4 separate regions of the Homo sapiens genome follow, and all the other regions are linked to region 2. The links are chromatin contacts, found by Hi-C or POLR2A ChIA-PET in ENCODE. All regions are on one chromosome and are shown on one strand. Each heading gives the region's core, a stretch centred on a gene start or an enhancer-like site at or near the end of the contact. The rest is flanking DNA. Distances are from core to core; before and after follow the strand shown. Region 1 holds the start of C1orf216 (chromosome 1 open reading frame 216). Region 2 holds the start of ADPRS (ADP-ribosylserine hydrolase). Region 3 overlaps STK40 (serine/threonine kinase 40). Region 4 holds the start of AGO4 (argonaute RISC component 4).

Region 1 (3,354 bases), core at 620-3,119, 370 kb before region 2:
CAAAATTCTACATAACCAAACAAGCTCTCCTTCAGTATCCTCAGCAAGATGGCTCTGTACTCCATCCAGAAAGCTGAGAGCATCCTGGGGTCCTCACTATCCTTCCTTCTCCCATCTCATTAATAACCACATTCTGACCATTCTTCCTCTTCCAGGCCATTTCTGACCTGGATTATTGCCTCGGCCTTTTCACTGATCTCTCTGCCTCCAGTTAAAAATGTAAATTTCACTTGTCACCACTCCTAATGCCCTCCCTGAATTCCTGCTAAACCTCTACCTGGCCTACAACACCCTGTTTGATCTGGCCCCTGCTCACCCCTCCATACCTGCCTCTTGCCACTCTGCCCCTCCCATCATAGCAAACTGCCCAGAGATCTCAAAACACACCATTGTTTTTCTTACAGTATTCCTTTGGCCTACAATATCCTTCCTCTCCCCTCCCCTCAAAGCTCCTCCCTTCTCCACCCAGCAAATTCCTTTTTGTACTTCAAAATTAGCTGTAATATCCCCATGTTTCCATGTCCCCATGTCTCTGAAGCCGTCTTGATACTGCCCCAATCAATATTACATAAACAAGCACGGTTAGTTATGCCTTCCTCTGGGTCCCCACTGCGCTGGGTATACACTGTCTTATCCAACTTTGCATCCGTCCCTGGCATACATGGTCGACGATCAGTGAATGTCTATTCAACTGGCATTTTTGGTTTGTGGTAATGATCTTGTAATAGCAGTTTGTAATCTGGCTTGGACCTCCTGTATATATCCTCCATCATATTCCCCAGAGTCAGCCAGCATAGAGCCCTGAACCAGGCTGTCTGTGCATACAGGTACTTGCTAAGTGAGTGAATGGGAGAAGAGACTGCAGTGAATTTCCATGCTCAGGAATCCACTCTTGACTCCCCAGGGCTGGAAGAGCTGGGTTCTGGAAGAGCTGGGTTTGGTTCCCTTTCCTACCCCAGCCAGGGAGCCCCGCCTTCCCCAGTGACAAGCTTTTCTTCTGAGCCTGCCCCCTTCCCTCCCAATGCCTCTGGAACACAGCCACTATCTTGCGGTCCCCGTCCCTAGCTTGCTCCATTCTGAGGCCCTGGAGGGAGGGCATACCACACCACTCTTCTCTCCTCCATAACCTGCTTCTAACCAAAATTAGGATTTGAACTGACAAAGGGATTCTACTGACCAAACAGCACTGGGATTAGAACAATTGAAGAGCATGAAGAGGAAGGGTATTGTAAGTGGAGCCGGCACTGGAAGGCGCTCCATAGGTGGCATGGACCCTCCCCACCCCCAGCAATGGGCAGAGAAGTCCTGGGGAGAAGGGTGTAGGAACAGTTCGTTTCTAATCGCCCTCTAAGCAAGGCTTGTGGGAAGGTGCCTAGAGATCTCCCCTCGCCCCAATTTTTTATTTTTCCTATACTTGGATGGGGCCGTGAAGGAAGCTGGGATGGGGTGGGGGTGGCGCTAGGGATCACAGGGTTCTCAGAGATAGTAAAATGAGAACCCCGACACGCCAGGACTAGGTCTCCGCCCAAACAGGAGGCAGCCTCCTTTTCTGGCCTTGCGGGAGTGGGAGACCACCCCAGGAGACAGAGACCATCCTTCCCTAGTCTCCTCGAAGGAGGCCACTGTGACTCCCCGCTTCCCGCGGCTGAGCCCCAAGCCCCACCCCGCCTCGGGCCCCAGACTCGGACTCACGGCGTAGAGGCGCCCGCTCCGGCGCGTCTGGCTCTGGCTCCGCCCGGCCCTGGTGGTGTCTAGTCCCTGGGCTGGGGGTTCCTCGGCCTGGGCGTCTCCGCGGTCCAGGCGTGGGTGCGGGGCTCCCGGGCAGCGCGCCCAGCCCCAGTCCCGGACTGCGGAGTCAGGCGGCGTCTGCGCAGCAGGGCGGAGCGACCGGTCCCACGTGGGCCGGTTCGGTTTTCCGCGGAGCCCCGCGCCAGGCCCCTGCGCCGGAACCGCTTCGCCCCCGCGCGGGGCCGCGTTGACCCAGGCCTTCCAGGTCCGGTGCTCTCTCCTATTGGCATTCGCTGGGCCCTTCCCATCAGTTAGCCTCGCTGCAGACACCGTGCCATTTTCAAGTGAAATCTGATTAGTCACCACCTTCCGGCGTTAAACTCCTCAATGGCTTCCCCACCGCCGGGACAACCCCTAAGGCGGTAGCCGCGGGGCTCTGTGCGTCCTGCCCTTCGTCTGCCTCTCCGGCTTCGTCCTCTACCCTCCCTCTCCGCAGTTACCCTCCCACACGCCCCTTTCCGCCACGCGGCTTTGGCACGCACTGTTCCCTCGGTCTAGCATTCTCTTCCCCCTCTCGACTTACTCCTATTTCAGATCTCTTCTCGGAGAGATCTCTGACTCCCTAGATCACGTTCGTTCCCCCCTTTATGTCAGAGCACATTCCTTTTCTTCATAGCATTTATCACAATTTGGAATTATATATTCCTTTTTGTGCTTACTTGACTAAAGTCACTGAGGCCGGGTGCGGTGGCTCACGCCTGTAACCCCAGCACTTTGGGAGGCCGAGGCGGGCAGATAACCTGAGGTCAGGAGTTTGAGACCAGCCTGGCCAACATGGTGAAACCCCATCTCTACTAAAAATACAAAAATTAGCCGGGCTTGGTGGCGGGCGCCTGTAATCCCAGCTACTTGGGAGGCTGAGGCAGGAGAATCGCTTGAACCTGGGAGGTGGAGGTTGCAGTGAGCCAAGACTGCACCACTGCACTCCAGTCTGGGCAACAGAGTGGGACTCCGTCTCAAAAAAAAAAAAAAAAAAAAAAAAAAAAAGAGAGAGAGAGAAAGAAGATCCAAGCCTGGGACAGGGCTCAGGGCTGATGTCCTGTACCCGGGACGGGGGCTCTCCGCAGGACACAGAGCCCACCCATGATGCCTGTGAAGTGGGTACCAGTGCTTTTGCCCAGGTGAGGAGGAACAGCGTGATAAAAAAGGGTCTTGGGTTCCAAACTCCAGTGGATTCTTCTCAGAGCTCCACTCTACTGAAGCTTGACCCCCCTCACTCTTTTGCACCCTGGGGAAATGTGAAGTTGGGGGCCCTGTTTGGAATAAAAGAGAACAGAGTTCAGTAATTGCTGACCCTAATATATGAGGTGCCCTCTTCCAGTTTCAATTTGATTCCAAGTCACCATTCTGCAACCTAGAGACTAATTGGCAAATTAAATCACACCAAGAAATCCTATATGCAAAAACAGGGAAAATGGAAAAGAAATTTTTATGATTATGATGACTATTTTAAAAGGGAAAAGGAAATAAGAAGGAGAAGGCAGAAGTAATTCAAACTTTGCACACTCCTCCAGCTAAGAAAATACAGGTGGAGACGTCAGCCCCATTTCTACATCAGATCCTGTG
Region 2 (3,071 bases), core at 255-2,754:
GGCATGCACGTGAGTCCAGCAGGTGGAAACCAGTCACTCTGTCCCCTGCAGACCTTGGAGGAGATCGCTGAGCTGCAGGAGGACATCCGGCACCTGGAGGAGGATCTGCGCACAAAGCTCCTGAGCCTGAAGCTGTCCCATACCCGGCTAGAGGCCAGAACCTACCGGCCCAACGTGGAACTCTGCCGGGACCAGGTGAGAGGGTGTCCCAGTGGCGCACGGGCCCCCTAGCCAAGGTTTTCTCATATTCCTGATGGAGCAAGGGCACTGCTGTCAAGGGGCAGCACTCAGGTAAAGGACAGTGTGGCTGACTTGGAACTCCCAACCCCTCTGCCTCCAGGCACAGTACGGCCTCACCGACGAGGTTCACCAGCTAGAGGCAACCATCGCTGCCCTGAAGCAGAAGCTGGCGCAAGCACAGTAGGTCTCGGGAGTGGGCGGAAGGAGCAGTGAGACGCTGCCCACAAATGGGGCCTCTTGCTGGCTGCTGGCTCCCTGGGGCTGTCTTCCTGACTGAAGGCTATGCACGCAGCCCAGGCCTCCCAGCCTCATGGGGGCTGGGGGGTTGTCAATGTCCTTCCCTAGGGACGCACTGGACGCCCTGTGCAAGCACCTGGCCCGGCTGCAGGCTGACATTGCCTGCAAGGCCAACTCCATGCTGCTGGACACCAAGTGCATGGACACACGGCGCAAGCTGACCGTGCCTGCTGAGAGGTTCGTGCCTGAGGTGGACACCTTCACACGTACCACAAATAGCACCCTGAGTCCACTCAAAAGCTGCCAGCTGGAGCTGGCCTAGCCTTGGAGGACTGCAGGAGGAGGGCAGGGTTGGGTGGGCAATGGAAGGAGGGAGGAGAGAAATGAATGGAATAAATGCAGAGGATCTCAGGCCGGCTGTTCTCTGCCCCACTGTATGTAGCCAGCAGGGAGAGGGTTCTTGAACACCCTCCTGTCTATGGAGGAGCAAAGATGGGGAACACTATTCCTCCGAACTCCATGTACCAAATCCAGTTCTTTCCCTCCCCTCAGGGCACCCCTCTCTGGGCTGGGTCAGCACTCCTGGGCTGCAGCAGCGCGGCCTCTACCTGGCTGTGTCCCAGTTGGCCCCTGGTCCGCCCTCCTGATGCTTAAGGGAGGCCCACAGGGGGCAAGGGCCCGGTGGGAGGGCTTGGGGGTGGTCCCGGCCTCGGTGGGGAGGGCCGGCTGGGGGTGCGGAGTTAGGGTTGCTCGCCTGCGGAAGGCAGTGTGGGCTGCAGTGATCCAATGGTCTGGCTCAGTGCCCATCCCCCGGAGACCCCATAGTGGCCTTCCCACCCAGTTAGCCCAGTGGTGAGGAGCGGAAAACCGAGACTCAAAGCACAGGCTGGCGGGAAGTGCGCGGCGCCGCGACTCCGGGCCGCTGGGCGGCGCTGTGGGCCTGGCGGCGGAGTGGAAACTCTAGGCCCCAGGGAGCGCTGCGGACGGAAGTAGGGAAACTGTGAGGGCGGCACCGGAAGTGGCGAGCAGTCTGCGCGCGGATGGCCGCAGCGGCGATGGCGGCAGCGGCAGGTGGAGGGGCTGGCGCGGCCCGCTCCCTCTCGCGCTTCCGAGGCTGCCTGGCTGGCGCGCTGCTCGGGGACTGCGTGGGCTCCTTCTACGAGGCCCACGACACCGTCGACCTGACGTCAGTCCTGCGTCATGTCCAGAGTCTGGAGCCGGACCCCGGCACGCCCGGGAGTGAGCGGACAGGTGGGCGGGGCCGGGCGCAAGTCAGAGGCCGTGCGGGAGGGAGGCCGAAGGGGCGCGGAGCCTCCGGGGGCGACGGGTCGGGGGTGCGCGGGGATGAGGCTGCCGAGGGCACCGGGGCCAGAGCCGGATGACCCGCAGACAGCTTGAGCTCAGCGAGTGCCAGTGCGATCTCCGGCCTTATAGACGTCTCGCCCCGAACATCCCGTGCTCGGGGCGTGGCAGCACCGGGGCCTCAACCGTGCAGGGTGTGGATAAACCCATCGTAAGTTGAAAATACCTGAAGTGGAAAGTGCGCTTTCAGCTTAGACGACCGTTTTATCTGGACGCAGCCCCATCGGACGTCGAGGAGCCTATGAATGCGTATCAGCGTTATCAGAAAGCCGAAAAAAACTTAAGTTGAACCATCCTAAGTCGGGGACTGTCTGTCCACCCTTGCCGACTTGACCTCTTTTTCCCGGTTCTCTAGAGTCAGTATACCACCAGCCCGTTCTCCACCCCGCAAGGCGTGCTTTGGAAGCCTGACTCTAATCGCGTCCTCCCCTGCCTAAAACCCTGCTGTGATTTCCCATTACCCTTAGTACAGAGCCACATTCCTTAACGTGTCCGACGTGGTCCGGCCCTCCCACACGTCTGCAGTTTCGTTTTCCGCCAGCCTTGGCCTTGCTTTCTGCTCTTCGGTTCCTCACACCATGATTCCTCTAGGCCAGGCGTTTGCATGCGCTGTCTCGCCTGTAAAACTAACTTCCCTTCCCTTGTGGGCTCAGATCCCGGCTCAGGTAGCAGGTGTGAGGTCAAGCAGAGGAGGTGAATCTTCTTGGAGAGCAGGTAGCATAGTAAGAAGAAAGGGCCATGGTCAGAACCCTGGAGAACACCGGTAATTAAGAGGGAGGGAGGGAGGGAAGGGGATTAGGGAAGGAAACAGTTTGATAGGAGGAGAAGCAGGAGTGGCTATCAACGAAACCTAGGAAAAGAATTTCAAAATGAAGACACTGATCACTGGTGGTGTGCTCCAGAGAAGTGAAGTAGGAGGAGATCTGGATCCAGAAACTATCATTTTCAATCTGGGTATGGTGGCGCACACCTATAATCCCAGCTACTCCAGAGACTGAGGTGGAAGGATCATCGCTTAAGTCCAGGAGTTCGAGACTAGCCTGGGCAACATGGCAAGATCCTGTCTATAAAAAAGAAAAACAAAACAAAAACAAAAAGACTGGAGCTGCAAGGATGGCAGCCACAAGGGGATGGAAGTTTTCTTTCAGAAATCAGAAGATCAAACCATGATGTAGGCTCATAATAAATAAATACATAAAATAGAAAGCAGCAGGACTGACTTGGAATAAAGA
Region 3 (3,109 bases), core at 227-2,726, 260 kb after region 2:
TCACTTGGCCCCACAACCACTGCAGAGGAAGAAACTGACAGTGGCCAATGAGGGGGATTTTCTCACGGTCCTGTTTCAGATGATACAACAAAGGCACAGGGAAGTGAAAGGACTTGGCCAAGGTCATGCAGCTGGTGAGCAGAAGAGCAGGATCCAAGACCAGGTCTGCAGGGCCCCAGAGCTGCACACACAACTGACAGCTGCCTCATGCCCAGATGTGTCCCTGGGCAGGGCCCCAGGCCCCGAATGACTTTTCCTTCTGTTCCATCAAAGCTGACTCATCCCTTACCTCGTACTTGTGACTCTGCCCTGGCTAGAACATCACAGACCCTCCCTCTGAAAGGCGTGGGGCAGGGCAGCTTTGGGCTCTGATCCTTTGGAGAAAACTCACATGTGGACAAAAGGAAGTGCCCCGAGAGGACCCTTACACCTTACACCACACTGGGGGCTGGGAGGGTGGGCAGGCCCTGTCTAAGAGGCCTGGGAAAGGTTTCCTGGCCCACTGGGGCAGGCAGTGAGGAAGGATGCCTCTCTACCCAACTGCCCTGCTCCTGTGTCGGCTGGCTGGGTGGAGAAGCTAGGGGGAGAAGCTGGGAGGACAACAGGAAGGAGAGCTCCATGGGGGCCTTGGGCTGCCTCTCCCTACAATCAGCTCTCAGAGGCAGAGGGCATGTGTGGCTGCTGGCGGATTTCCCCGGGAGCCGCATCCAGGCGGCTCTGAGAGCCCTCGGTGATCTCGGGGAATTCTGCTGGCAAAGGGCTCGATGCAAAACAAAGGCCAGCCCGTCCTCTGGATTCCCCACGGAAACGCCAACTCCAGCGCCTATACAGGTCCGCCCTGTCAGCTGCCATAGGAGTCTGACTGGTGGCCCGCAGGCGGCTAGAGCCTGATCGCACAGGTGAAGGGTCACTGCAAAGGGTCACTTGCACGTCAAGGAGTGGGCTGCTCTAGCTCTGAAGCTCCAGTGCCGCTGCCCTGAATATGGGGCTGCTCGGGCCTCTTGTCCAGAAGGTTCCCACAGAGCAGAGGCACTGTGGGTTTTCTCCCCTGGTCAGAGATGGCCGCGGAAGCTGCAAATGCATCCTGTGGGTCTCTGAGGCTCAAGACGCTGAGAGGAGGACAGCTCAGGAGAAAGTACGGTGGGTTTGGGAGCCAGGTTCCTAGTCCTGGCTCTGCCACTTCCTTGCTCTGTGAATCTCTTGCTAAACCTCAATTTCCTCATGCGTACAACAGTGAAATCCCAGCACCAAACTCCAGAACTGGGTTAGGATTCAGCAAGATAAGATAATCTCATGGAGGGCACTTAGCCCAATGCCTGGCAAATAGTAGAAGCTGGTGTCCTCTCATCTCCGATGGTTGGCACACCTGGTAGGAAAAGACTCTGTCTTGGAGGCGGTAGGGGAGAGGTGCCATGGTGTGACAACAGGCCCCGGAGAGCACATGCCAGTGTGGCTGAGCTTTCAACTCAACACTGCTGGTGGGACTTTCCCACCCTCTGCCAGGGCACGGGCAGGCACAGCTGAGGCTCTGCAGGGCTGAGCGGCAGGCGCACTGGAGTCTCTCCACAGGAAGTGGCACGGGCAGCTCCAAGTCCTCCTGAGGTTTGGCAACACTCCCCTGCCCTGCCACCACCACCCAAGTGGGGGGTGCATGGCTCCCCGGGAGTCCCAGACCCCCTAGTCTGGTCCTGACAGGAGGGGGCAATGGCAGAGTGGGACGGAGGGAGGGGACGTGTGTCAGTAGGATCGGCTCTGAGTGAGTCACGCTTTAGCTATGGCCCTCTGGGCTGCCACAGTGTTTTTCTCCTTTTCTAGGAACTTGGTATGTTGCTTGCCTACCAAAAAGAAAGGAGGAAGGAAAAAGACCCCACAGCACCTCACATAACCCCAGAAGAGGATTTCGAATTTCGATCCTTTTAAAATCCAAAGCGGGGTGAACTTGTTGTTGCAGCTGCCTTGCCAACACCTCCCCCTGTCTGCTCCTTGAGAGCTCTCTGCTCTGCTGAGAAGGCCTCCAGCTGGTCCGCCTACTGCTCCAGTGGAGTTATAGCCTGGCATGATGGGTGGGAAGGGGCTGGAGTGGGCTGGAGCTCCTTCAGGTCAACTGAACGAGGTGAGAGTGGGGCCCCAGAGCGGAGGGTGTGCCAGAGGACACACACGGAGCAGTGAGTCTCTCTGCACCACACTACCCTGCCACTCTGGAGCGCCCATGACTCAAGTAAAAGGCAGCCAGAACCTCTGTCTGCCCTGAGACACAAAAAGGGGGATTTATCAGATTCAGGAAGTACAACCAGGACACTGGGTATGAGTGAGGCATTGGCATTCTGCACCCTGAGGAGCACGCACTCACACTCACAGCAGAGCTGCTACAGCCACGCCGGCGTATGCAGGGAGGTGCGACCCCTCGACTACACTCCCAGGACCAAGGGGCCCTGGGGAAGTGAGAGTTGGAAGCAAATCCCCCAGTGACACAAAGGGCCAGGAGTGCTGGTGTGGTTAGCAGGCATGAGCCCGGCAAGTTCCCATGACAACCCTGGGATGTTCATTTACAGCCAATGAATGGCTGCTGTGGAAGGTCTGGGAGCTCTCTAGTCCAGCTGGAGGGCACATGGGCTCTGCAGCCAGATGGATTTAGGTGCCCAAAAAATATGCTCTCTCTTTGTGAACAGTAAGCCTGTAGTCCACAGCAGGATGGGACTGGCCCAAGGCCCCAGAGAGGGCCAGGGGAAGGGGCAGGACCCAATTTCCCAACTTTATGACAACTGGCTCTCCACAGCCCAGGGCTGGTTTGCTCGGGGCTCCCCACCACCTCCTCTCATGATGCAGAGCTATGGCTGGGGGACCGCTGGGCCCTCACCAGGGGTGTCCTCGTTGGCCACTCAACATGCAGCAGGCCTCATCTCCAGAGATGTGAGCCCATGGGTCCTGTTCTCCTGTCTCTCAGCGACAGGCTCTCCAGTCCTGGCTACATTAGCACTGGGGTGTGCCCGTGATGCGCCAAACCCCATCATATTACGCAGCCTCACACCCACTGATTTGCATCTCAGGCCAATCTTCCCAGGAAGCCAGGATGACCTTCACTTTCACAGATGAGGAAATGGAAGCTCAG
Region 4 (3,336 bases), core at 285-2,784, 280 kb before region 2:
AGCAGAGTGCATGGCCAGGATGTGATGCTAATATTTTTTATCATTACATAAAAAAACTACCTGGCTCTGTGACAGCACATGGCAGGTGCTCAAATGAATATCCCACCACACATGCTAGGGGCCTAAATTATCCCCCACCCCAATAATTTGTATATTGAAGTCCTAACTCTAGCACCCCAGGATGTGACTGTAATTGGAAACAGGGTCTCTGAAGAGGTAATTAAATTAAAACGAGGTCACTAGAGTGAGCCCTACTCTAATAGGACTGCTGTCCTTATAAGAAGAGGAAATTTGGACACAGACGTGCACAGAGGGAAGACCACGTGAAGTCACTGGGAGAAGGCCACTATCTACCAAGTGAAGGAGATAGGCCTCAGAAGGAACCAACCCTGCCTACATCGTATCTCTGACTGCCAGCCTCCAGAATTGTGAGAAAATAAATTTCTGTTGTTTAAGCCACCCAGTCTGTGGTACTTTGTTACGTTATGCCGTAGCAAAGGAATACAACACACACACACAAACTCATCGTACCTTTTCAATTGGTGGACAAGGGGCTCCTTCCTTCTGCTGACTAGAAACTGCTTCTTGGCCTGTTGTCCAGTGTTCTCCCACTCAAAGTCCTTACTGAAAGCCCTAAAGATGCTGTGCCTGCTGGGCTGACCATGCTGCCTTGGAGGTGGTGCTGCTCCCTTGGCTTTTGTCTGCTAAGGGGAAGGCATCCAAGAAAGCAAGACCTTTCTCTCTCTCTCTCTCTTTTATTTTTATTTTTTTTTTTTCAGACAGTCTTGCTCTGTCGCCCAGGCTGGAGTGCAGTGGCCCGATTTCGGCTCACTGAAACCTCTGCCTCCCGGGTTCAAGCGATTCTCCTGCCTCAGCCTCCCAAGTAGCTGGGATTACAGGCGCCTGCCTCCACGCCCGGCTAATTTTTTGTGTTTTTAGTAGAGATGGGCTTCCGCCATGTTGGCCAGGATGGTCTCAAACTCCTGACCCCAGGTGATCCACCCGCCTCCGCCTCCCAAAGTGCTGGTATTACAGGCGTGAGCCACCACGCCCGGCCAAGACCTTTCTCTTCTAAAGTGACTGGTGATTTGCTGACCAGAGGCGCTTGTCATGGGACCAGGGAGGGAATGCATCATTCATCAGGGTCCATTCCCGTGGTGCCTTCCGGCTATACGGAGAGGGACGCGCAGTTGGGTGTGTGGTGCTGAATGAAGGGATGAAGGAGGACTGCTAGCGTCTAAGGTGACCCTAAAAGACGAGATGACAGAAGCGATCTGGGGTGGGAGGAGGGAGGAGGGAGGCGAGGTGGCTCCTGTGAATCTCAGTACACTTTCCACTCACAGAAGTGGAAAACTGAATCTGTGGGTCAGCGGAACTGGAATCCAGATCTTTTGCAGGACGCCCTGGGGGGATGGCACGTAGCCCCCAGAGCCGTTGGCCACCGGACGGCCTCCTCGGGTGGACGGGGCAGAGCGGGCCAGCGGGCGCGTGCCCGACACGTCCACCGGGCTCTGCACCCTCCGGGCGCGCGCTCGTTCCCCGACCCGCCTCGCCGCCTGCCGGGCTCTGTGGACCCCGCGCCCGGGGCCGCGCACGCCCCCTCCGCCCGCCGGGACCCTGGGTCCGCGCACCCCGCGCCCCCTTCCCTCCCGGCGGGCGCGCGCGCTGGCTCCCGCTCCCGCTCCCGTTGGCGGCGGCGGCGGCGGCGGCGGCGGGGATTGTTTTTGTTGTCGCTGAGGCCGGAAGAGCCGGAGCCGGGTCCCTGTCCCCGGGCCGGGCGCCGCCGCCGCCCCCTGCCCAGCGCCCGCGTCTCCGCGGCGCCACCCCAGCGCCAATATTCCGGAGATCAAGCGTTACGCGGCGGCGGCGGCGGCGGCGGCGGGGCCCGGAGCGGGAGGCGCCGGGGACCGGGGCGAGGCGGCCCCCGCCGCCGCCATGGAGGCGCTGGGACCCGGTGAGGAGCGAGCTCGGGTCGGGGCGGGACCCGGGACCCGGGACCCGGGGCGGGCGGCCGGGACTTTCGCTGCCCCGTCGCCTCGCCGGGTTCGGGCCGCCAGGCCTCGGGGAAGGGGACCCGAGCCCCGCAGCACGAAGCGGAGGGAGCTGACCCGGGCCTGGGGGGCGGTGACCGCGCCCCAGCCGGCCGTTGGGTGGATCCCGAGGTCCAGGGGGGAGGTTCGGGAAGGTGACCGGCGCTGCCGGGCGGAGGCCACTCTTGGCCCCACCTCGGGGAGACGATATGTGCCCGGGGTCGCGACGAGGGTAGTTTGGGCCTCAGAAGGGGGCGATCCGCTACCCAGTGCGCGCGGAGGCCTGGCCCAGACCGGGAAAAGGGCCCCGCTGCCTACTACCAGCCGGTAGTCCTGGTTTGGGGCCGCGCCCCTATTTTTCTTTGCACTGGCAGATGGTCCAGAGCCTTCAGATGAGGAAGAAGAACTTCATCCAAACACCTCTCATGATCTCTGAAGGTCAAGGGACAAAATGCCCACCCTTTCTGAAAGGCCCTGATGTCCCAAAGAACATGGTCCTGTGCCTCTGTCACTCAGTCTGTGTGTTAGTCTCAGAGTGGTCTGAGCCAGCCTTTGAGTGACACAGGAGTTGCCAGTCAGTCTGCTCCACCACAGGCTTCAATGCCCTGAGTTCTCTTCTAATTGGGTTATGAGTGGTTGTGAGGATCAAATGAAGGAGAAAGTGCTTTGGAAACTAATTTGTTGTGGATATGGATGGCCTCTGGTTATTTCTCTCTATCCAAACCAGAAGAACCATTCCAGGCTGTAACAAGTGTCCTGAGTATTGGGGCCTGGTGCTTCCACCTCAAAGCCCAACAGGTTTCTAATGCCTTGGCTAAGTAGCTCAGTGTTTAGGGGCTGTGGTGGAATTCACTTTAATATTCAAACTTTACCTACATAATGAACTTAGTCGTAGAGTGTTTCATCTTTTTAGTGCGTAGAAAATTCGAGTTGCCATTTGAGTTTGGAAACTTGGCACGTTTGTTTACTTAGCACTTGTTTGCATAGCTGAGTGATTAAGCCCCACCCTAATTTGCTTCTTAAAGTATTGTTTAAAGGCCCTCATAATCAAATTTCATATGCCTTTTAAAAATAAATTGGCTTGCCGCATTAATATTGTTTGATAAACTTCAGTGTATTATGCCAGGTTAACTTCAGATATGTCCCCTGGCTAAAGACATGCTCAGGTCTTTAGGAATGTAACAGATTCAATCTAGTAATGTAATAGTTGTATGACCCTGGGAAAATTACTCAATTCCTTTGAACTTTCATTTTCTCGTCTATAAATTGAGGGTAATAATAAGTATGTTCTGTAAGATTGTTGAGA

Evidence for each region. Hi-C counts contacts between places; a loop is a spot of excess contacts on that map. ChIA-PET counts read pairs that join two places held with the same protein, here RNA polymerase II (POLR2A). Pooled maps may share reads with other maps.
Region 1: a loop to region 2 is called in a pooled map, with 7 times the contacts of the local background. The contact joins the promoter of C1orf216 here to the promoter of ADPRS in region 2. A Hi-C loop is called at or near these places in 5 of 50 pooled maps. POLR2A ChIA-PET finds 5 or more read pairs at or near these places in 2 of 52 experiments (CD4-positive, alpha-beta T cell and PC-9).
Region 3: a pooled map shows a loop between it and region 2 (2.7-fold over the local background). The contact joins the enhancer-like site here to the promoter of ADPRS in region 2. A Hi-C loop is called at or near these places in 1 of 168 maps with a recorded cell type or tissue (PC-9) and 4 of 50 pooled maps. POLR2A ChIA-PET finds 5 or more read pairs at or near these places in 2 of 52 experiments (CD8-positive, alpha-beta memory T cell and naive thymus-derived CD4-positive, alpha-beta T cell).
Region 4: a loop to region 2 is called in a pooled map, with 8 times the contacts of the local background. The contact joins the promoter of AGO4 here to the promoter of ADPRS in region 2. A Hi-C loop is called at or near these places in 7 of 50 pooled maps.

The regions. Positions count from the first base shown.
Region 1 is chr1:35,717,015-35,720,368 of GRCh38, forward strand. C1orf216 (chromosome 1 open reading frame 216) reads right to left here and starts at 1,870. Exons shown (of 2, transcript NM_152374.2): 1 at 1,693-1,870. It also overlaps a transcript of CLSPN not described here. RefSeq lists a silencer at 1,602-2,031.
Region 2 is chr1:36,087,388-36,090,458 of GRCh38, forward strand. ADPRS (ADP-ribosylserine hydrolase) reads left to right here and starts at 1,505. Exons shown (of 6, transcript NM_017825.3): 1 at 1,505-1,728. The coding sequence starts at 1,518. It overlaps TEKT2 (tektin 2), which reads left to right. Exons shown (of 10, transcript NM_014466.3): 8 at 52-195; 9 at 341-420; 10 at 586-888. The coding sequence ends at 799. RefSeq lists enhancers at 1,008-1,593, 1,594-2,178 and silencers at 1,323-1,412, 1,523-1,952.
Region 3 is chr1:36,349,320-36,352,428 of GRCh38, forward strand. All of the region lies in intron 6 of STK40 (serine/threonine kinase 40), which reads right to left. Among named protein-coding and RNA genes, the nearest start is that of EVA1B, 27 kb to the left of the region's middle. RefSeq lists an enhancer at 108-237. Within about 2 kb of position 1,477, at least 28 of the 41 ENCODE cell types and tissues checked have a DNase peak (open chromatin) inside an H3K27ac peak, as active enhancers do; they include PC-9, where a contact is called at or near this core.
Region 4 is chr1:35,806,482-35,809,817 of GRCh38, forward strand. AGO4 (argonaute RISC component 4) reads left to right here and starts at 1,535. Exons shown (of 18, transcript NM_017629.4): 1 at 1,535-1,954. The coding sequence starts at 1,936. It overlaps CLSPN-DT (CLSPN divergent transcript), which reads left to right. Exons shown (of 3, transcript NR_199050.1): 3 at 264-459. RefSeq lists enhancers at 709-1,208, 2,308-2,587 and silencers at 1,418-1,627, 1,908-2,157.